Regions from separate parts of the Homo sapiens genome. Here region 2 is linked to region 1. The links are chromatin loops, found by intact Hi-C in ENCODE. Cell type or tissue: ascending aorta. All regions are shown on one strand. Each heading gives the region's core, and the rest is flanking DNA. Links, peaks and the distances in the headings are about the cores only. Region 1 has its middle 35 kb from the start of SUPT20HL1. Region 2 has its middle 17 kb from the start of PDK3.

The links. Peaks named below come from ENCODE experiments on the same cell type or tissue, not always from the same donor. Only the 100,000 strongest peaks of a DNase experiment are listed, where the experiment ranks them.
Region 2: it touches region 1 in a loop (3-fold over the local background); 3 of 110 quality-filtered maps call a loop at or near these places.

Annotation. Positions count from the first base shown.
Region 1 is chrX:24,390,362-24,401,180 of GRCh38, reverse strand. No RefSeq gene overlaps it. Among named protein-coding and RNA genes, the nearest start is that of SUPT20HL1, 35 kb to the right of the region's middle. In ascending aorta, for the core only: a CTCF peak has its summit at 5,230 (motif pointing left); DNase peaks (open chromatin) are centred at 4,050, 4,432, 5,230 and 8,256; H3K27ac peaks cover 3,434 bases.
Region 2 is chrX:24,442,622-24,453,440 of GRCh38, reverse strand. No RefSeq gene overlaps it. Among named protein-coding and RNA genes, the nearest start is that of PDK3, 17 kb to the left of the region's middle. In ascending aorta, for the core only: no CTCF peak of the experiment used is centred there; no DNase peak of the experiment used is centred there; H3K27ac peaks cover 4,419 bases.

The DNA of each region.
Region 1 (10,819 bases), core at 866-8,865:
TCTGCAGAAGAGGGGTGTGTATATGTGTGTGTGTGTGTGTGTGTGTGTGTGTGTGTGTGTGTGTGTTTTGGGCAGAATCACAAAACCAGCTATGGGCAGGAGAAATGATGCAAAGTCTGAGAACCAGGTTAGGAATAGAATAACCCTTGGATGGCCTCCAGGTGCAGAGGAACCAGTTCTGAGTTTTCCACAGGGCAGTTCAAGGTCATCTTTTTTTTCTTTTTCCTAAGTGCTGAGCTTACTTCTCTATGAAGGTCATCTCAACACTGGTTGATAACTTATACCTTCCTGGAAGACGGTGGGAATTTTCCCAAGAAAATAGCTTACAGTCTATTTTAGGTTTTAAAGTTACAATCTAGATTCTAAATTCCATCCAAGATAGGCTTATATTTGGTGATATTGTCTTCCAACCAAAAACATGTATCAGTTCCCTTCTGTGTGCTAGGCATCATGCTAATTGTGAACAACGTTTATTACCTTTATTATTTCAACCACACAACATCTTATGAAATACATGCAATTGGGCCGGACACAGGGGCTCACACCTGTAATCCCAGCACTTTGGGAGGCCGAGGCGGGTGGATCACGAGGTCAGGAGTTCGAGAGCAGCCTAGCCAACATGGTGAAACCCCGTCTCCACTAAAAATACAAAAATTAGCTGGGTGAGGAGGTGCACACCTGTAATCCCAGCTACTCAGGAGGCTGAGACAGGAGAATAGCTTGAACCCGGGAGGCGGAAGTTGCAGTGAGCCAAGATCGTGCCATTGCACTCCAGCCTGGGTGACAGGGCGAGACTCTATCTCAAAAAAAGAAAGAAAGAAAGAAAGAAAAAAAGAAATATGTGCAATTATCTCCACTTTGTCAGTGGGGGAACTGAATGTCAGAGCCTCCCCAAATTCACATGGCTTGTTAGTGAAAAGTAGGAATTTCAAACCTGCATCAGGCTGCCTGCTTAACCTGTATGTGCCCACTATACCACGACACTGCAGTACCTAGAAGTTCCAGCTTTTTCTCTTCATCCTTTGGGATGGAGGTGGTGTCAGCCATAATGGATGGAGAAAGATGGATGACAGGTGTGTGTCTAAGCATGGCAGAGAAAATGGGCAGAAAAAAATGGCCAGACAAGTGAATAGCTGAGCAATGATGGAGAAGTGAGGAACATATTCCCAGGTATGGTACAGCCTAAAAGAGCTGGGAAAAGTTTGCTCCAAATACTAGATCAGAGAAGCTGTGTCTCCCGTGGTACTATACATTAGAGTAGCAATTCTCTCCATTCTTTGCCTATATAGTCCAGAACTCGTTCGGAAGTTTAAACCACGAGTTCAGGGTCATAAGCTGATTCCTGTGTGATTCAGTCTGGTAAACATGTGGCATAGCAGATTGCATTGTTGTCCTCAATTCTTTGCCCTTCCCCACATCATACCCTCTGTCTTGTGGCTTTATAATTCCTCTCACTAGAAGCAAAGTGTACTTCCCCATCTCATTGATGATACTGGGCTTGGCCATGTGACATCCTTTGGCCAGTGGGATGTTAGCAGAGGCTTAAAATGTGCTTCGCAGTTGGGCTTGTTCACTTATGTCTGTGCCATTTTTGTGAGCAGAGCATGGCCTACATATCCTACTAGTGCAAAGAGGATGAGAGGCACTTAGAGTATACCTAGGCCCAGCCTGCTCCTTAGAACCAAGCCCAGTCAGGGCTAGCCTAGATAAGCCAATCCACAGATGCATGAGCAAGAATAAATGATTGTTGTTTTAACATAATGAATGTGTTTTGGGGTAGTTTATTATACATCATAATTGTGGCAGTAGCTGACTGATACATAAGGAATACAGGCATAAGCAGCAACTGACAATAAGTATCTAATGGTGTGTGTGTGTGTGTGTGTGTGTGTGTGTGTAGGCACCTTGAAGGGGGTTTCAGCACACATCTTTCACCATGATGAGATGCAACACTTCTTCCACAGCATCATCCTCACACAGCCAAAAGGACCATGCATCTACATGCATACCAATACCAAGGGAATTTCTTTCGCTTTTTTTTTTTTAACTAAACAGTAGGACAGCTGTTTCTACAAAGCCCATAATTCAAATGTTGTGACTGGGATGCTTCTAAAGTTTCCCTTTTCAGTGGGTAACACCTGATAAACCAATTCCCTCCTGGGTATTCATGTGTAACTAGAAGCCTCAATGATGTAGACACAGCTGTGGTAGTCATAGAAAGGATTGGCTATGGGGTTCAGACCAGCGGTATGCTATAACAGACTTGCACCAACTTGCAAGAGCTGATTGTTAAATCATCAGGAATTTTGCAAGCCAGTTGTTAAACACAGTCATTATTAAAAATTAAATTACATAAACATACACTAGACCTCACCCTGCAGCTCAACTCTGCCCTCAGTTCCCAGGGCCCATCCTGCAAGATGTCTATAGTAGCAGGTCACCTGACTGTGGCTGTGTCCCAGTTATGATTCCTGAACTTTTCCTTTACGCCCTGGCACTGCCTGGTCATAGCTCCTCCCCCAAACCCAAGCCCAGCTCCTGTTATACGGAGTCTTCTTTGGTCCTGTTGTCTTTCTGTTCAGGGAATCTCATTTGGGCTGTAACTCAGAGCTCCTTGTAGGCTTGACTCTTGCTTTACTCTTGAAAATCACTCTCCCAGATTCTAATATCTTTTGCCAAACCCTAGCCAAGTGACCAGCACTTTCAGCCTCTCAAAAGAGCTGTATGTTGACTGCCTGCCCTGACCCAAACACTAATCATAACTCCTAACCCTAATCCCTATCCTCTAGCCCTAGACCAAACTTGAAATCCTAATGCTAACCCTAATCTAAACTCCTAAAAATCACCCTAAATCCTAGCCCTAATGGTTGCTCAAACCCTTAACCCTAACCCAAACACCAAACTCCACCACAACACTAACCCCACATTCTATCACATAACTCCAATCCCTACTACCTAACCCTAACCCCCCAAACCCAACCCTAACATGTAACTCCAATGCCTAACCTTAATCCCCAACCCTAACCCTAACTCCTAACCCTAACCTCACCCCTAACCCCCAATCTCTTTCTCCAGGATCCTCTGCCCGCCTTCCCACTGCTACAACCACTTCTCCATGCTCCCTTACTGGGTCAGCTGCTTTTCTAGAGAAGGACTCTATTTCCCCAAGCCCTTTAGGCCAGTCTAGGCCAACCAGCTGGAAACTCTTTGGTCAACACTTGGAGGCTTCTCTGAGTGCCTGAACCATATTTGGGTCTAACTTTCCAATCCCAGCATCTCCCCGCCAGCCCAATCCTGCTCTCAAAAATCATTTCTCTCCCAGCCCAATCCCGAGACAGATGACAAGCATCAGTTACATGGGAAATTAATTTAGGCGAAAAAACTCTTCCTTCCGAATGTAAATTAGGCAGCTTGGACTCTGGAGCCAGCCTGCTCAGCCACTTAACTCCTTGCGTAACCTTGGGCAAGTTACCTTTCCTCCATATGTTCCTCTATAAAATGGGTGTAATAATAGCACCTCTCTCATAGGGTGGTTGTGAGGACTAAAATGAGTTGATATATAAAAGCACTTAGAACAGTACCTGGCACCATAGTAACCACTAAGGAAATGTTTGCTTTTGTAACATTATTATGACTATTACCCAAAAAAAGTGTACATTTTCCTTTTCAGACTCAACTTGCTTTTATGAAGAGGGCAAAAAAAAAAAAAAAACAACAACAAACTAAACATGCTTATTTTAGAAATACAACAAAGAACAGAAAAGTATTAAAAAGAAGGAAAAAAAATAACCCACATCCAGCCAGCTACTTAGATTTCAAGGACAAAAGATAATTTGACTTTGCGAACGTCTGCATATTAGTAGATTTTGAGTTGCTGCAGCCAGACCCAGCCAAGCAGAGCTGTACTTTTATTTTATTTTGCTCTTGGCACTCAACTATAATTCCAGGCATAACATGGGGTCTCTGTATGTTTGTCTTTCCCATTAGGTTGGAAGCTCCCAGAGGAGAGAAACAGTGTCGTTTTAATCCCTGCATTGCCAGTAATGCCCAGCACAGAGCCAGGCCAGGAAAGATGCTCTCTAAATGACTATGTGCCTTGTTCCCCACAGTTGTAACTAGTTTGGAATTCAGTTTCACAGCTCTTTGCTCAGAAATACAGGTTTCTAGCAGAACTATCCTTGAAATAAAATGTAAGAAAAGAATTTCCCAGTGGAATTTGTTGGGGTTTTGTATTACCTCTTCTCACAAATCTTTCAAAAGACTGCTTTCCTCCATTGGGTAATTTCAAACATTTTTACCACTGGGTAACATAGCTCATTAAAGCAGTAATTTTCCACTTGCAGGTACAAAAATGAAAAGAAGACTGGCCAAAACCATTCGCCAAAGAAACATGGCATCTGTTCAGAGCTTATTATTTTTACTAGCTGCCTGCCAAAGACCACAAACCAACGGAGGGCTCTTACTCAACACAGACAACTGTATTCTAATCGACATTGTTCCCTCTCTTAAGTAAGCTTACCAAGTGATAGCAAGTGCCACTCAAGCAGTAAAATGAGAAATGGAAACATGAGGCTTAATGTAGCATGAACATGGGGTTTTTTTAATTGCTTTTTTAAGAAAAATTTGGAGGGAGCAAAAGGATTGAACAGACATGTCAATTTCAGTGAGTAATCCCGCTTTCCATCCTAGCCCACTCTGCCCTCACCTTTCGCTTTGATCTTCTCTCCAGTTGGCCTGATATTCATGGCAGAAAAAGCTGGTCTAACCACACTTTCCTCTTTCCATAAAGGCATTTTATGATGTTTCCATGCAAACCCAATATTCTTACTGACAGTGAAGTAGGGGACAGAGGCAATAAAAAAAGTGGATGTGAAAGCTTACAATACAAAAGAAGAAAGGCTCTTCTCCCAAGTTATGAACAGCTTCTAAATCACATAGAGCATCAGCATCGGCAGAAAATAGATGTGTATGAAAGATATGCTTATGTGTTACATAAATCTATGTGTCTGCCTGCAAAAACTGATAATTAAGAAGCAGAAGAAAGTAATCAAGACTTGACTCTGTATCCCAAAACTCAGGAAAGTGCCAGGGTTGTTTTGTCATTGGTGTTTTTCCTCCCCAGTAATAGATTCTCTTCCCTCTTCCACAAGCATTTTGTAAGGCTATGTTTAGAATAGACGTCAGAGCTGGGAAACCAACCTGCAAAGCAAGACTTTCCCAAGGGTGTCATCTTGTGGTGCTTCTGTGTATTACAACATTTCTTCGACCTGATGCAGACCACAGCTGGAAACAAGAGGCAAATAACTGTGAATCAGTCCTTTGATTTACAAAGTTGAATCAGTCCTTCGATTTACAAAGTTGAACCTTTGCGACTTGGCATTAGATAGTGTGTGGTGGGTGTCAAACACACAGGTGCTGAGAGATGGTTTAAAATTTTTAAGTGCTGCCATAATGTGGAAGTCATACATCAGGAGACAGAATGTTTGGTCGGCCTGAACATTCAGCTAGTTTCATAAAATAGCACACTCAGCACCCCCCTTTTTTTGTATCAAGCCATAAAAATGTTTACAGGCCGGGCACAGTGGCTCACACTTGTAATCCCAGCATTTCGGGAGGCCGAGGTGGGCAGATCACCTGCAGTCAGGAATTCGAGACCAGCCTGACCAACATGGAGAAACCCCCGTCCCTACTAAAAATACAAAATTAGCCGGGCGTGGTGGCGCATGCCTGTAATCCCAGCTACTCGGGAGGCTGAGGCAGGAGAATTGCTTGAACCTGGGAGGCAGAGGTTGCGGTGAGCCGAGATCGCGCCATTGCACTCCTGCCTGGGCAACAAGAGTGAAACTCTGTCTCAAAAAAAAAAAAAAAAAAAAAAAGGTTTACAAAGGGTCACTGAGGAAAGATTCATGAAAATACAACTTCTATAGAAAGGACTTAGAATCGCTGCATTTTAGAGATAGAAGAATCCCTTTAGAGGTGGGCTTAAGCTGGGGACCATAGTCCTGCTTTAGGAAAAATGAACTCCTTGAAATTGAACATAAAGAGTAGTGTTGGCACATACCGGCATTTTAATACATAGAGAATCTATCATTTTTATCAGATTATCAAAAGAGTCCGTGGCCTAAAGAAGATTAAGAACTAATGCTTGGGGCCAGGCGTGGTGGCTCATGCCCATAATCCCAGCACTTTGGAAGGCCAAGGTGGGCAGATCACTTAAGGCCAGGAGTTCGAGACCAGCCTGGGCAACATGGTCAGGGGGGAAACCCCCTGACCATGGGGAAACCCCATCTCTACTAAAAATACAAAAATTAGCCGGGCATGGTGGTAGGCACCTGTAATCCCAGCTACTCGGGCAGCTGAGGCAGAATTACTTGAACCCGGGAGGCAGAGGTTGCAGTGAGCCAAGATCGTGCCACTGCACTCCAGCCTGGGCGACAGAGTGAGACTCTGTCTCAAAAAAAAAGAAAGAAAGAATGCTTGAGATCCTAGCCTCATATCCTCTACAAAAATTCTGTCTACAACAGCCTTGACAGATTCAGTTACTCTCAGGTTAAACTTTACTGTTGTAGAGACACCACTACCTTGAGGCAGTTGTTTAATGCTAATTGCTTCTAAGCATTCAGAAGTTTCATACTGCGTTGGACTGTCAATGGAATGTCAACCCACTGGGCTTAGTTCTACTCTCTACCCTACCACAGCCTGGTCCAGACCTTTTCCAAATGTCATCCCTTTGCATCTTTTGTGTTAGCTTGATGTCCTTCCTCCATGTCTCCCCCTTGCCAGACTATACCTACCTAGCACTTACAGCTTTCACTTGCCATGACTTTCAGAGACCTCATTTCCCAGGTACCCTGTCCCCTTTTTATAAGAGACAGTGATTCTTTGAAAACTTGACATACAAAACTGAATGCACTACCCCCAATGACAGCCCCTTCCACCTACAGATTGCCTTATTTGAACTTGTTCAAAACACTCACACTCTTTTCTATTTCTGCCTCTCTCTCTTCTTTAACCAAGAGTCTTTCACCATTTCCAGTTTAAAGAGCATTCTCTTTAATAAACAATAAGAAAAAGGGGGAAACAAACTAGGAATTGTACGGTTCTTTCTCGTGGTCTTTTGCTTGTATCACTTCACTCACCCCAAGCAGACCTATTTTCTCCTTATTTTATTTCTGGTCTAAATGTAGCACAAATGATTTTTGTATTGCTGACATTAGACTTTCTGAAAATCTGGGCCATTCTATCTTTTGATTTCCAATCTGATAAACTTTTGACATGATTTGTGTTGATTCTTTACTGATGTCTGGTTTCTGTTTCTATACATATCCCTTCAAAATCAAAGCTATTGAAGAGCTGAAGCCTCGACGGCTTCTTTAGATCCACCCCATTCCTCTCCTCTCCAGCTTCCTCTGTGGTTATATATTATGAACAATTCTTCAGCAATCATTTTCTCTTGCTCATCTCTGGTTTTTGGACTCTCCAGCCATGAGCTCATGACCATATTTTTTTGGTAAATTTTTTGACGTGTTCTTTCCCAAACTCTGTGGACATGCCTGGGGATCCCTTTCTTGGCTATGTCAAATTGTCCTTGTCATTTTCTCCTGTTTCCTGTCACCTCCACCATCACCTCATTGATGATCATTAGCACTGGTATATCAGTTCTCCTCATGGCTTCATCAGCACTGTGAGGTAATGACAGTTAAACAAAAGGGACAGTGACAAATGATCAAGGCTGGTGATGAAACTAGAAAGAAATGGATAGGAAGGACAGTTCAAGAAGGAACTCTACAAATGCTGACTGTCTTACAGTTCTCCTCTTGGGCTTGGCCTGGTGCAATGGTGGCAGGCATGGATTTTTGGAGATCAGATGTGGCTCCAATAGCTAGCAATGCAGTGAACAGAAAATGTGCAAGGCCAGGGTGGGTAGAAGCTAATTCCTGGGCCACCAGCAGCACACATCTTCAGAACCTCATGAACTAGAGGACCTGGACCTCTTACAATCCTTTGGCTGGGATTTTCCCAGAAATCTGGCCAGACTGAAGGCATCAGAACATGCAGCTAAGGGACAGAGGACCACTGCAGACAAGCAGATCCACCTAACATAAGCCCTGTAGGCAGCAGGCAATTTCGTGTGAGAAATCGTCCTTGTTTGTGAAATGAACAATTTCCACTCCCTCTGGCAGACGCTATAGGAGTCCTGCCAGTATCCGCTCAGCACTCACCAGCCTTGTACATGCTGATAGCTTTCTATTGCAAGCATCTGCAACTCTGCCTGGGGCTTTTTCCAGCTGCAGGGGGGTGCTCACCAAATACCCAGGGTATGCCAGAAGTTTCAGGAAGCGGCAATGGCAAAATGCCCCAGCTTCTCACCCCAAGTGGGACAACTCAAGCATGTGTTTGCATGGTCTCTCAGATGTGCCCAGCAGGATCAAACCCCAGTTGCCAACAGTGGTCTGCTGCTGACACCGGTAAGATATCCTTTTTTTTTTTCTTTTTTTTTTTTTTTTTTGAGATGGAGTCTCGTTCTGTCATCCAGGCTGGAGTGCAGTGGTGCGATCTCGGCTCACTGCAACCTCCGCCTCCCGGGGTTCAAGCAATTCTCCTGCCTCAGCCTTCTGAGTAGCTGGTACTACAGGCACACGCCACCATGGCCGGCTAAATTTTGTATTTTTTAGTAGAGACAGGGTTTCACCATGTTGGTCAGGCTGGTCTCAAACTCCTGACCTCGTGATCCACCCGCCTCGGCCTCCCAAAGTGCTGGGATTACAGGCGTGAGCCACCGCGCCCAGCCTGGTAACATATCCTGTACTGACTACCTGCCTTCTCTGCCCTGTCCCTCCAATTCTCACTTCCATACTGGTGCTTCCTGGGATCTCTTCCAAGTAAACTACTTGAACTCAGATCCTAGTCTCAGGCTTTCTAGGGGAATTAGCTGAAGACACTCCCTGATTGTAGTTCTTTAAATTACATCCCTTGCTCCCCTTTCCCTCAGGGCTCACACAATGGCCACTCCAGGGAAATTGTTTTTCTGCACCCTACTTGGGACAAGCCGTCTTGTTTTGTGCCTCCCCAGGAAGGTAGTCATGAAGCGGTTTCCACACTTTTCCATGTCTGTTCACCAGCGCACTGCTGATAACATTAAGCACTACTGGGAACCCTGCCTGTGAGCCAGCCTGACCACTCAACCTCAACACCTTCCTGCCAGTCCCCTAAGGCAGTGATTCTCAGGGCATGGTCCAAGGATCCCCACATCCAAATTACCCAGGGAGCATGTTGAAAATGAAGTTTCCTGAGTCCCACCCACTGAATTACAATTTCTGGAGATGAAGCCCAGGAATCTACATTTTAAACGACTTCCAGGGGATCTTACACAGCCTGAAGTTTGAGATCCACTGTTTGGAAGTTTGGGTGGTCACCAATTAGCAGCACCAATTTGCCCCAGTAAGTTCTTTGCCCAGCCTTGTTCAGCAAAACCCATAATATTCAGTGGACGATAGCAGCTGCTTCATTCAAATGGCGCCACCCTTTTCCTGTTTCTGAGTGGCCTTCCCTGAAATTCTGTATGTTTTTCCTGCCCGCGTGGACTTTTGACACTGCTTTGCTCATGGTGCCTGGAGGTTTAGGTTCCCTGGGGTGGAATTTAGCCAATGACCAGCAGGTGTGAGCATCTCAAAGTCCAGCTGCCTTGTTTGGATTTGTGGTACACTAAAGGGGTGTAACTTACCCCCAAGAGCTCCCCTGTGGGATCGGGCTGGGGCAGTGACTTCACTTAAGATCATCTATTTGTAATTAAAAAAAAAAAAAAACCTAATGCTAAATGACGAGTTAATGGGTGCAGCACACCAGCATGGCACATGTATACATATGTAACTAACCTGCACATTGTGCACATGTACCCTAAAACTTAAAGTATAATAATAATAATAAAAATTTTAAAAAAAAGATAATCTATTTGCTTAGCTCCCTCCCCTTCTCTGTCCTGTCCTCCATTCCCTCCCTGCCTCCCCTGGGAGCATGTCCTTAATAAATCACTTGCTTGTGAATCCTCATCTGAAGGTCTACTTCTGGGGACATTTACCTAAGAACCTATTTTCCTTACTTTTTCCTGACTTTTGCTACATAAGTGAACTTGAGAGTAGCTAATTACACCATAAATAACAGTTCTACTCAGTATCAAATTGATCACAAGGAGTTTAAGTTATATTTAAAGAAGGTGCCTGGATGGATGTAGGTTATGAAAGCTAATGCCCTTTTTCCTACTCTACCGTTTCCTCTCCCCCTTCAATGACAGCTAATATTTAATTAGCACTTATGTATTCCAGGCACTGTTCTAAGCACTCTCACATATGTCATTTAATGCTCATGGCAACCCTATAATATTGGCACATTTATCATTTCATTTTATCATGAGGAAACTGAGCATATAGATAGCAAGTGACTTGCCCAAGGTCACACAACCAGTAAGTGGCAGAGCCAGCAATCAATCCAGGCAGTCTGGTTCTGATGTCTGGGGCCAAGGTGGATTTCTCCCTTCTTGGAGATGCATTGTATTTATCTGTTTGGCATAACTTTGATATTATGGCATTTGACATAACTTTGACATTATGATGTTTGGCATAACTTTGAAATTATGGCATTTGGCATAACTGTGACATTATGGCGTATCTTGTTTACCACGCACTTCATGTGACCGTATCTTGTCTCACCCCAGACATAGTAAGCCCTTTGGGAGTGGATCCAACTTTTCATACCACTTGTAGCTTCTCCCTAGGACAGAATGTGCTCTGTATGTACCTGTATATTGATTGATCATATTCTT
Region 2 (10,819 bases), core at 1,223-9,222, 52 kb before region 1:
ATCATTTACAGATGAAGAAAACTGAGGCCTAAAAAGTTAAGTAAGCTGCCTAAGGTCAGCCACTGAAGTGTGGTAGAGCCAATAAATTCAATACTGGATTCTTGTTCAGGGCGTTATTCAGTTGGCAAGTGCTATAGTTTGAATGTTTGTCCCCTCCAAATCTCATGTTGAAATTTGATACACAGTGTTGGAGATGGGATCTGGTGGGACATGTTTGGGTTATAGGGGTGTGTATTAGTCCATTTTCATGCTGCTAATAAAGATATACCTGAGACTGGGAAATTTACAAAAGAAAGGGGTTTAATGGACTTACAGTTCCACATGGCTGGGGTGGCCTCGCAATCATGGCAGAAGGCAAGGAGGAGCAAGTCACGTCTTACATGGTTGGTGGCAGGCAGAGAGAGCTGTGCAGGGAAACTCCCGTTTTTAAAACCATCAGATCTCTTGAGACTTATTCACCATCACGAGAACAGCACAGGAAAGACCCACCCTCATGATTCAATTATCTCCCACCAGGTCCCTCCCACAACACATGGGAATTATGGGAGCTACAAGATAAGATTTGGGTGGGGACATAGAGCCAAACCATATCAGGGTGGATCCCTCATGATTAGATTAATGTCCTCCCTGGTTCGGGGGTGTGGGAGGGTGGGTGAGTTCTCACTTTATTAATTCCTGCCAGAGCTCGTTGTGAAAAAGACTCTGGCATCTCCCTCCCCTCTCTATTGCTTCCTCTCTCGCCATGTGATTTCTGCATACCCTGGCTCCCCTTCCCCCTCTGACATAAGTGGAAGCAGCCTGAGGCTCTCACCAGGAGCAGATGCTGGCACCATGCTTCTTGTACAGCCTGCAGAGCCAAATAAACCTGTTTTCTTCATAAATCACCCAGCCTCAGGTATTCCTTAATAGCAACACTAAATGGACTAAAACACCAAGGCTTTTTTCTCGGCCATGATTTGAAGATCTATACAAGCAGAGGAAGTGATGACAAAAAAGAATGGGAGGAGATGTGTTCTCGAAAAATGAAATTGCTTCACACAGATAAGCTTCACTGAAAAAATAAAACTACACTTCCTTAGTCCTTGAGGCCAAGTTAACAAACACATGACTGGTGATGAGTGATGTAGCCTTTTTATATAACCATAACTTAGAGTTTTTGAGTGGGTACTGTTGAAGATCTAGACTTTTCCCATTCAAGAAAGAAAGATTCCTGTATTTGTCTATAGTTTTAGATGTAGCAGGAAGAAAACTTTGCTAGCTAGTCCTGTAATTTTTTTTTTTTTTTTTTGAGATAGGGTCTCGCTGTTTCGCCCAGGCTGGAGTGCAGTGGTGCAACCATGGCTCGCTGCAGCCTCAAACTCCCGAGCTCAAGCCATCTACCCACCTCAGCCTCCCAAGTAGCTGAGACTACAGATGTGTGCCACCATGTCTGGCTAATTTTTGTATTTTTTGTAGACATGGGGTTTCAACATGTTGCCCAGGCTGGTCTCAAACTCCTGTGCTCAAGCAACCTGCCTGCCTCGGCCTCCCAAAATGCTGGGATTACAGGCATCAGCTACCATGCCCAGCCTAGTCCTATAATTTCTTTTTCTCAAAGAGTATCTTGATGGATTTGGATATATAAGTTTGGGATTGGAGTTGTGGAAAGAAGAATTTGGAGCCTGGCATGATCCTGGAAGGGAGAGGGGAGAAGTAAAGACTGGAGGAAAAAGAGTGGGGAGGGTGCTCTAAGAAGAGCCCAGGAGCTATGTGAAACAAACAGCCAGGTAGCAGAGGTGTCTAAGAGAACACACTGTTGATTTGAGGGTAGGGTGGGGGAAAGGCAGATGAATGAACGAGGGCAGGATGGGACACTTTCACCTCGGTCCCTCAGGGCATGAGGGACCCCAGCTAACATCTGGATGACATATAATACTGAATTATCGGTGAAAGAACCTAGGTGAGCATCTATGTTAAAGGCTTTAAACTGGCTCTTCCATTAATATTTATGAAGTTCCGTGTGTCAAGCTGACAGTATCACCATTATGATCTGAGATCTAAGATTAGTTTGGTTTTTTTCCCCCAAAGCAGACCATGTGCAAGTTGCTTATTTGAGAGATTATGCCAGAAAGTACCTCCAGGGGAGTAGGGGAGCCAGCCAGTCAAGGCTTGCATGTAATCATGCAAGTTATGATTGGTAGCTTGAGCTTCATTCCACTGGGATCTCATGGAGACAGCATAGACACATATCTCAGACTTATTTCACCCGAGAGGCAAGGGACCTGGGATATTCATACACCAATTCCCATTGGTCAGTGGCTGAGGGTTGCTCCTGGGGAGGGAAAGCAATTCCCTAGCACCTCTGGCCTGCTGAGGGCACTGCCCTAAATTTGGTCATTCTCTGGCTTTTACAAAAAATAATTTTATCATACACATATGTATGTATGCTTATATGATTTCATTTCAGTGGTTTAAAATTTCCTAAGAAGAATACTGTGCTATAAGAAGACTTCTGGAACCAGCTTTTGCCCTAAGTATTAGATTGCAAAGATTCATTTTCTGTTACATTTGTAGCCATCGAGACATTTAGGTTGTTTCTAGTTTCTTTTTCCATTGGGTTGCTTCTTCCCCTCCTCTCCCCTCCCCCTTTCCCTTCCTCCCTCCCTCCCTCCCTTCCTTTCTTTCTTCCTTCTTCTTTCCTTTCCTCCTTCCTTCCTTTCTTGTCTATATATCTATCTATTTTTTGCTACTATAAACAGCAAACAGTGCTGCTGTGAACATTATTTGGGGACAAGTTTGTAGACCTAGAAGTGGAATGGTTTCAGATCAAAAGGTATGAGACTGTCTAACTCTATTAAGGGAATGCAAACTGATTAAACCAACTCCCACTTCCACGGGTAAATAAGAGCTTTTGTTAATCCATATCCTCTTCCTCCAAACTTGTTATTGTCAGACAGCTTCATCAAATGCGCTAACTCTTGGACTGGGTGTTGGGATCATGGCTGCACATATTTATGTATGCATGTATTCATTTAAAAACAGGGCCAAGCATGTACCTATGTATCCTGAGCCCAGGATTATTATTAATTCAATTTTATGGAACTATGGACCCCTTTCCCTAATAGTACAGTCAGAGTATACTGATCATGTTCTATAAACGCATGCTATCCACTTCCATAAACACCAAAGCCCAATTAGGGTCTCAAAGATCCAGGCTCATTCTATAGACAATTCTGAGCTGGGCAGTGTCTGCTTTTGTTTTAGCACTTCTTTCTCCAGAGACCACTTACCTTCACGCTGCCTCCATCTGACCAGTATCATCCTACTGTACCTGAAGAGTTCTCTTTTCTTCTGTTTCCCTTTCCATAACTCTTCAGTGTCCCATTCCCTCAATATTTTGGTCTTTTCTAGCAGTGAATTGAAGTGCAATCTTTCACCACCATAGCAAAGAAATCGGGTCGATCATTTTGGTTGGGTGGGCCTTTGGGCATTCCTCCCGCTACTAGGCAGGGCATCACCTGTCTTCTGTCAGTCCTAGATACTGGTACACCCTACTTGGTCATCTCACAAGATTAGGCAGTTCTGCTATTTACTGACTGTGTGATCTTAGGTGAGTTATCTAACCTCTCTGAGCTTTGGTTTTCTCATCCGAAAAGTGGGATATTAGAATAATGAAGCCTCCTTTATAGGTTTGTTGTAAGGACTGAAAACATTACCCTCCTGGGGTCCACCAGCTTTCAATTATGGGGGCTGCTGCTGTTTCCATACATTTGAGCATGGCAGCATAATGTAGGCAGACACCTGACCTTGAAGTTCCAGGCCTAGATCTGCCACTAACTAGCTCTATGGGTTTGGGAAAATTGCTTTATCTTTCAACACCCTGTTCCTCAGATGTAAAGTGAGAGGGCTTGACTTCAGCTGATCTCTAAAAAGGAGACCATGAATCTATGAGAAGAGCTCTGACTACAATACTAAATTATTTATTGATGCCAATGTAGTCACCCAAAGCTATTGTTCCTCAAGTACTAATTTATTCAATAGATCCTGAGAGAAGGGTTAGGACAAGTACTTTCACAGGAAAATAAGAGGAAATCATTTATTTTACTATAGGGAGTAATTTCCAAAGCTGAAGGACAAAGGAAATAATGAAGAGAGGGGGAAAAGAACTACCTCCAAATTTACGCATAAAAGCTATGTTTGTGTTCAAAGCATTATTCAAAACCAAGTTCAGAACTCTGATATTCCTCTCTAATTACATCAATTATTTTTTCACCAGCTTACAAAGCAAGTTTACTGCATGAGTCAGAGCAGTATTCTGTTTTTCCTAGTATAATTCCTTGTATAACCCTTTTTTTCTTGTATTCCTTTCCCTCAAAATGGCTTCGTTCTTTCACTGCATTTTTTTTTTCTTCTCAGCATTCCTGTTGTTGCCCTGGTTTCAGTGAGAAAGTCACTTTGGTCTTGGATAAGTTTTATTTGGCAGTATAACTCAAGAAATATCTCATTCTTATGCTATGTTGTCTCATAGAGTGGAGAAGGCTGGACTCATATATACCTCATAGTCACGGTCAAGGAACTCCATCTGAATTGGGTATAAGCTGAATTTCAGTAGTCAATAAAAAAGTAAAGATACATTTTCTCTTCCGCTTATTTAAACCTTCAATCTGGGGCAACTGTTGGCTTTTCCAATAGCCTTTCTGGCTTCTCCTAGGTAGAAGACTCACCTGTAACCTTCCCTTATACTTATTCATGCCTCACCTGCCTAACTAAGATCCTATTGTCCTTTGTCTTCTCACAGGACTGGCCATGTTCCCAGTGAAGAACCGCTGCATACTCATTGGATGAGAAGCAGTTGCAATGAGATTTTGATTAACTCAGACTCCCTGGAGACATAAAATCTCTCCAACATTAGGAGAGTGAAAGGAAGAAAGTGAAGGAGAAAGTGAGTTCATGGTTCAAGATGCAGAATAACCGAGAGAGATGGCAGCAAGCAAGGACTCGAGCTAACAAGAACAACTGATAGAATGATTCTGGCCAAAGCATCCGTGGAAGTGTGGTGCTATGATCTGAATGCTTGTGCCCCTCAAAATTTATATGCAAAAACCCTAATCCCGAAGGTGAAGGTGTTAGGAGGAGGGGCCTTTGGGAGGTGATTAGGTCATCATGAATGGGGTCGATGCCCTTATAAAAGAGGCCCCAGAGAGCTAGCTTGCCCCTTCCACCATGTGAGGATTCAGTGAGAAGGCACCATCTTTGAGAAAGCAGGCCCTCACCAGATACTGAATCTGCTGGTGCCTTGACCTTGGAATTCCCAGCCTCTAGAACTAGAAGACGTGAACTTCTGTTGTTTATAAGTTACCCAGTAGGTGAGTGGCAGCCTAAAGACTAATACATGTGGTTAAAACCCAGGAGTCTGGAGTCCTTTCCACCACCTACATTTGTCTTTCTGGGAGGGCAAAGTACATGTGTGTGCTATTGGTGGGGGAAGGGGAACTTTTCTAGCGGTGATTCGAAGTGCAATCATATTTCGGCCCCATCCCCAACAGCATTGGATTTCTCACCACCATGCAGCTTTTCCTGCCAGAAACACTCCGAGGAGGTGACAATTCCTGGTTCTGCTCCCTACTCCCCCACCATACCAAATTCATGCTAAGGTCATTAATGATCTTCATGACCAAGGGATACTTTTTAGTCCTGTTTTTCTTGATCTTGTGGTCACTCCCTCCTTGTTGGAAAACTCTCTTTCTTTGAATTCAGTGACTCCATGCTCTCCTTGTTTTCCTCCTGCTCTCTGGACACTGCTGGGTCTCTCTTCGTGACTTCTGCTTCTCTGCTTTATCTTAGAGTTTCTTAGAGCTCTGTCCTTACCCTTTTCTTACTTGCCCCTCTCTTCTAGGCAATTTCCATTATCCCTGTGGCTTCACTTACCATCTCAATCCTGACTCCCAAATTTAAATCTCCTGCCCCTACATATCCAAATGCCTACTAGCCATTTCCTCTTGAGTGTCTTAGTGATCTCCTCAAACTATACATGTCCAAAATGGTACTCTTCTGTTCTTGCCAAAATCCTTATCTTCCAGCATTGCTCTCTTCCTTAGAAAATGGTGGCTTCATTGATCAGTTTGCTTAAGATAAGAACCTGGGAATCACTCTTAACACCTCCCTCTCTATCACCTCTTACATCCCCTCAGGCAACAAGTCTTTGCATTCTGTGTCCTCTATATCTCTTGAATCCTCTGCTTTCTTCCATCCCAACTACCACTATCCTGGCCAGGGCTACGGTTACTTTTCATCAGGCTATGGCAATGTTCTTATAACTGGCCTCCCTACATTTTCTCTTGCCTCCCACCCTATTCTTTCATCCACTGCAGCTTACATGATCTTTAAAAATGTACATATAGTCAGGCCACTCTCCTTCAATGGCCTATCCCTGCCTGGTCTAGACCCTAGCATCTCTCCATCTCCTCTTGTACAACTCTAGCTCTTATTTTGTCTGCTTCGGCAATACTGGATATATTTTAATTCTTTAAAATTCAGTGTTTTGCCTGCCTACAGCTTTTGGCTATGCTCTTCCTTCTGTCTAAAATGCTCTTTCCACTCCCATTGACCTGAAATAGCTAACGCCTACCCATCCTTAGAGTCTGCCTTAAACACCACGTCCTCAGGAAAACCTTTCCTGATCCTCCCAATGGACTCAGTCTCCTTTTAATCACTCCCATCACACCAGGCAGGCGGTACTCCTCCATAACACACTGCACACTTGAAGTTGATTAATAGCAAGTTTTGGTTTGCTGCCAGTGTTCCTCTCACAGCTGTAAGTTCCATATTGGCAGAGCCCATGCCAGTTTGTCCACCACTGAGGTCTCAGTTCCTAGCATAGTGTCCAGCTGATCGCTGGCTCTCTGAACAGTGCCCCCAGTCATTACTCCCAATGCTGTCACCAAGCCACCCTTGTTGAATTGAAAACATCCTGTGGAGTCTTCCTATGTTAGTTTTCAATTGCTGCTGTATCAAATTACCACAAACTTAGTGGCTTAAAGCAACACAAATTTATTATCTTACAGTTCTAAAGGTCAGAAGTCCTAAAATCAAGGAGTAGGCAGGGCTGAATTCCTTCTGGAAGCTCTAGGTGAGAACTGACTTCTTTGCCTTTCTGGTTTTTTGAGGTTGCCTGTGTTCCTTGGCTCCTGGCCCTGTATCCCTCCAACCTCTGTTTCCATTGTCTCATCTCCTTCTCTGACTCTCCTTATCTCACTCTTACCCTCCTGTCTCCCTCTTATAAGAACCTTCGTGATTACATTGGACCCATCCAGATAATCCAGGTTAGTCTCCGTATCTCAAGATCTTTAATTTAATCATATTTGCAATATCCCTTTTGTCATGTTAAGGTAACACATTCACAGCTTCCAGGGATAGGAGGTAGACAGGAGGTAGACATCTTTGGGGGGTAGGGTGCTATGGTGTGAATGTGTCCCCCAAAACCCATATGTTGGAAACTTAATCCACAATGCTACAGCATTGGGAGGTGTGGCCTTTTGGGAGGTATTTAGATTATGAGGGCTCCGTCCTCATGAATGGATTAATGTCATTATAAAAAGGGCTTTCCGGAGTGGGTTTGCTCTCTTCTGCTCTTCTGCCGTGTGAGGACAAAGGCTTAGTCTTTTTTTTTTTTTTTTTTTTTTTTGTCCTTGTACTTTTCACTATGTGTGGGCACAGCAAGGAGGTCCTCACAAGACACCAGATTCTGGCACCTTGATCTTCAACTTCTTAGCTCCAGAACTGTGAAAAATCAATTTCTGTCCTTTATAAATTACCCAGTCTCAGATATTTTGCCATAGCAGCAGAAAACAGACAAAGACGGAGGAGGAGGAGACATTATTCAGCCTCCTGTGCCCCAGCCTCCCATGCCCCAGAAGATATTTGCAAAGTTTGTGGGAACAAGTTCTGAACTTACCTACAAAATATCACACATCAGACACACTCATATACATAACAGTACTGATCACTATTATAACTTGCTCCTAGATTCTCTTGTAAATTTGTTTTCATTAGTCTTCCTTCAAGTGTGTACATATACTCCGTAGTGTTCATATACACATAGTCCTCAATATGCTTGGAATATTCTTCCAGATTCCTGTCCCATTGATGAGGAAGGCAGAGCCACAGGAAGGGAGTGAGGTTCAGCCAAGCAGCTGAAGTGACCTCCTTGTCTACTCTCCCAACTCCAAGTCCGCTATCCAAACTGTCACTTTCTCAAGAAGCTGGCTGAGAGGATGGTCACAAGTTGTCTCAGGTGGAAGAATTTTTGCAAGAAGCTGTGGTTGAACATTTTTAGATGCGTTTATAATTTATAGGACAATGTTCAGAAAATGCACACCACCTAATTTGGCAAAAAGGGTTTCATGATACAAAAATTTGCGTTTTAAATACCTGATTTAGTTGGCATCAATACTCTTAAGACTGTGGTACCCTGATCCTCAAAATGCTACCTATGGACCACTGCGCATCCACCTCAGAGTTGGGGTGGGTAGAAACACCAAGCCCTAGGAATGGCCTCATCTTGCGTTACAGCTGTGATCTCATGCTTTTCTGATAGTTACAGAAATCAAACACAAAATGCTACTTCTGGCAGCACTAAATGTACTAACTGGGAACGAATCTTGTTCCCAACAGGCATGATCTAGATATTTGTGGAAGCAAAGACAAATGTGTTTTTCTCTCATGGCATCTACTTTCCTTGCAGTAACCAACTCTCAATTATTTAACCCTTGCTCCCATCTAGGGATTATTGCTTTGTGAGCATTCTATTTTTTTCCTAAGTCCTGATTATTTGACCCATGAAAGATTTCCAAGGAGGCAAGAAGGAATTGAAAACATTTTTCTCCTTCCTTAGCCTCCCGAGTAGCTGGGACTACAGGTGTGCACTACCAGATCTGGCTAATTTTTGTATTTTTAGTAGAGACGGGGTTTCACCACGTTGGCCAGGCTGGTCTTGAACTCCTGACCTCAGGTGATCCACCGCCTCAGCCTCCCAAAGTGCTGAGATTACAGGCATGAGCCACCATGCCCGGCCCATTTTTCCACATTCTTCATACTTTTATGTATTAAAAGGAAAACATCACTTCTAAGGAAAGCTCTGGGTAGGTTGCTCTGAGTCCTCTGACCCTAAGAGATGGACATCCCTATAGTGTAATCTAGTCATGATGTTTCAGAGCGTGGAGGGAACTCAGCGATCAGCTGGTCTATCTTTTTGTTTTGTAGATGAGGAAGCAGCAGCCTAGACAGTTGAGTGAATCGCCCAGGGACATACAGGTCAGGGCTGTTGACAGTTTCATAAGGCCATAAAAAAATATCAACCACGAGTCTACATATCTGGCTGATAACAGTTATAGATACAGCTTCCATATAATAAATTTAGTCTTCAGTGTTTTAAGATTTCATTATAATTCAACCTGAGCTAGGCCAAAGTTTACTTGAAACCCTCTTTGAAAGAAAAGCTTGCTAAACAATTAAAGGTGTAAAAAGATCATAGGATATCTAGTTTACCTGTTTCTAGGAGCAAACTGTTCAAAGGACATTTGCCTTTAACTATATGCAACTATGCTTCTGATTTTAAAATAAACCATTAAACTAGGCCTTGCAAAACATCAATTTGGAACCATCTTGTTAATTATTTACTCCTCATTATATACTTGCAATTAAAATTGCTTTAAGTCACGAGCATCAGACTTTTCATTGATCTGGTCTAAGTATGCCTTCTACTGACTCAGAATTAACTGCAGGGCATCAAAAGGGAATCAGAAATTGTATGGCAAGCCTGACTCTGCCAGGGCAACTGCCCTCGTTCACCTTCAGTGAATCTTGGACACTTTTGCTTTGATGAATGGGAAGGGCGGAGTTTTTAGTAATTTGTTTTCCCCACCAGTACTGATGTGGTTCTTTTAATGGCAACCCTTATTTATACACATCAAGGATTTCTTCGGATGAAAACTGACAACAAGGTAAGTCATTCCAAGGCCTTTCGGAAGTCCTTTGTCCTTCCTTCCTACACCCCACACACCATTATCCTAGGCAGCTTCTGCCACCCAGCTCTCTAGGGAACAGTTAATCTGACAGGATTTGGTTTAAACTCTGGGCCCCTACCAAGACATTCAAGGAAAAGTCTCCTAACTTTTTTGTCAGTTGCAAAATACAACTGATTCCTCATGGAAAGCTCTTTCCCTCCTTTAAGGCAGGGACTGTTATTCAAGGCTATGTACTTTTGAAAGAATCTTGCTTTGGGGTGGTTCTCTGTATTGAAAGGACACTTTTGATATTGCCTATGATTTCATCCTCCTCTTCCTTCCCTTGTATCTAGGGTTACCAGATGAAATGCAGGACATCCAGTGAAATTTGAATTTCAGACAAACAACAAAATTTTTTACTACAAGTATGCCTCATGTACTATATGGAACATACTTATACTAAAAAAATTATTTGTTGATTGTGTAAAATTCAAATTTCACTAGGTATCCTGGATTGATTGATGGTTTTGCTTTTTGTTTTTTGCTAGATCTGGCAACCCCACATGATTCCCTTCTTTTAACTTTGTTTTGTTCTTGATATGGTTTGACCATGTCCCCACCCAAATCTCATCTTGAATTGTAGCTCCCACAATTCCCACGTGTTGTGGGAGGGACCCAGTGGAAGGTAATTGAATCTTGGGGGCGGGTCTTTCCCATGCTGTTCTCATGATAGTGAATAAGTCTCCCAAGATCTGATGGTTTTATAAGGGGGAGTTTCCCTGCACAAGTTATCTCTCTTGCCTGCCGCCATGTGAGACATGCCTTTCACCTTCTGC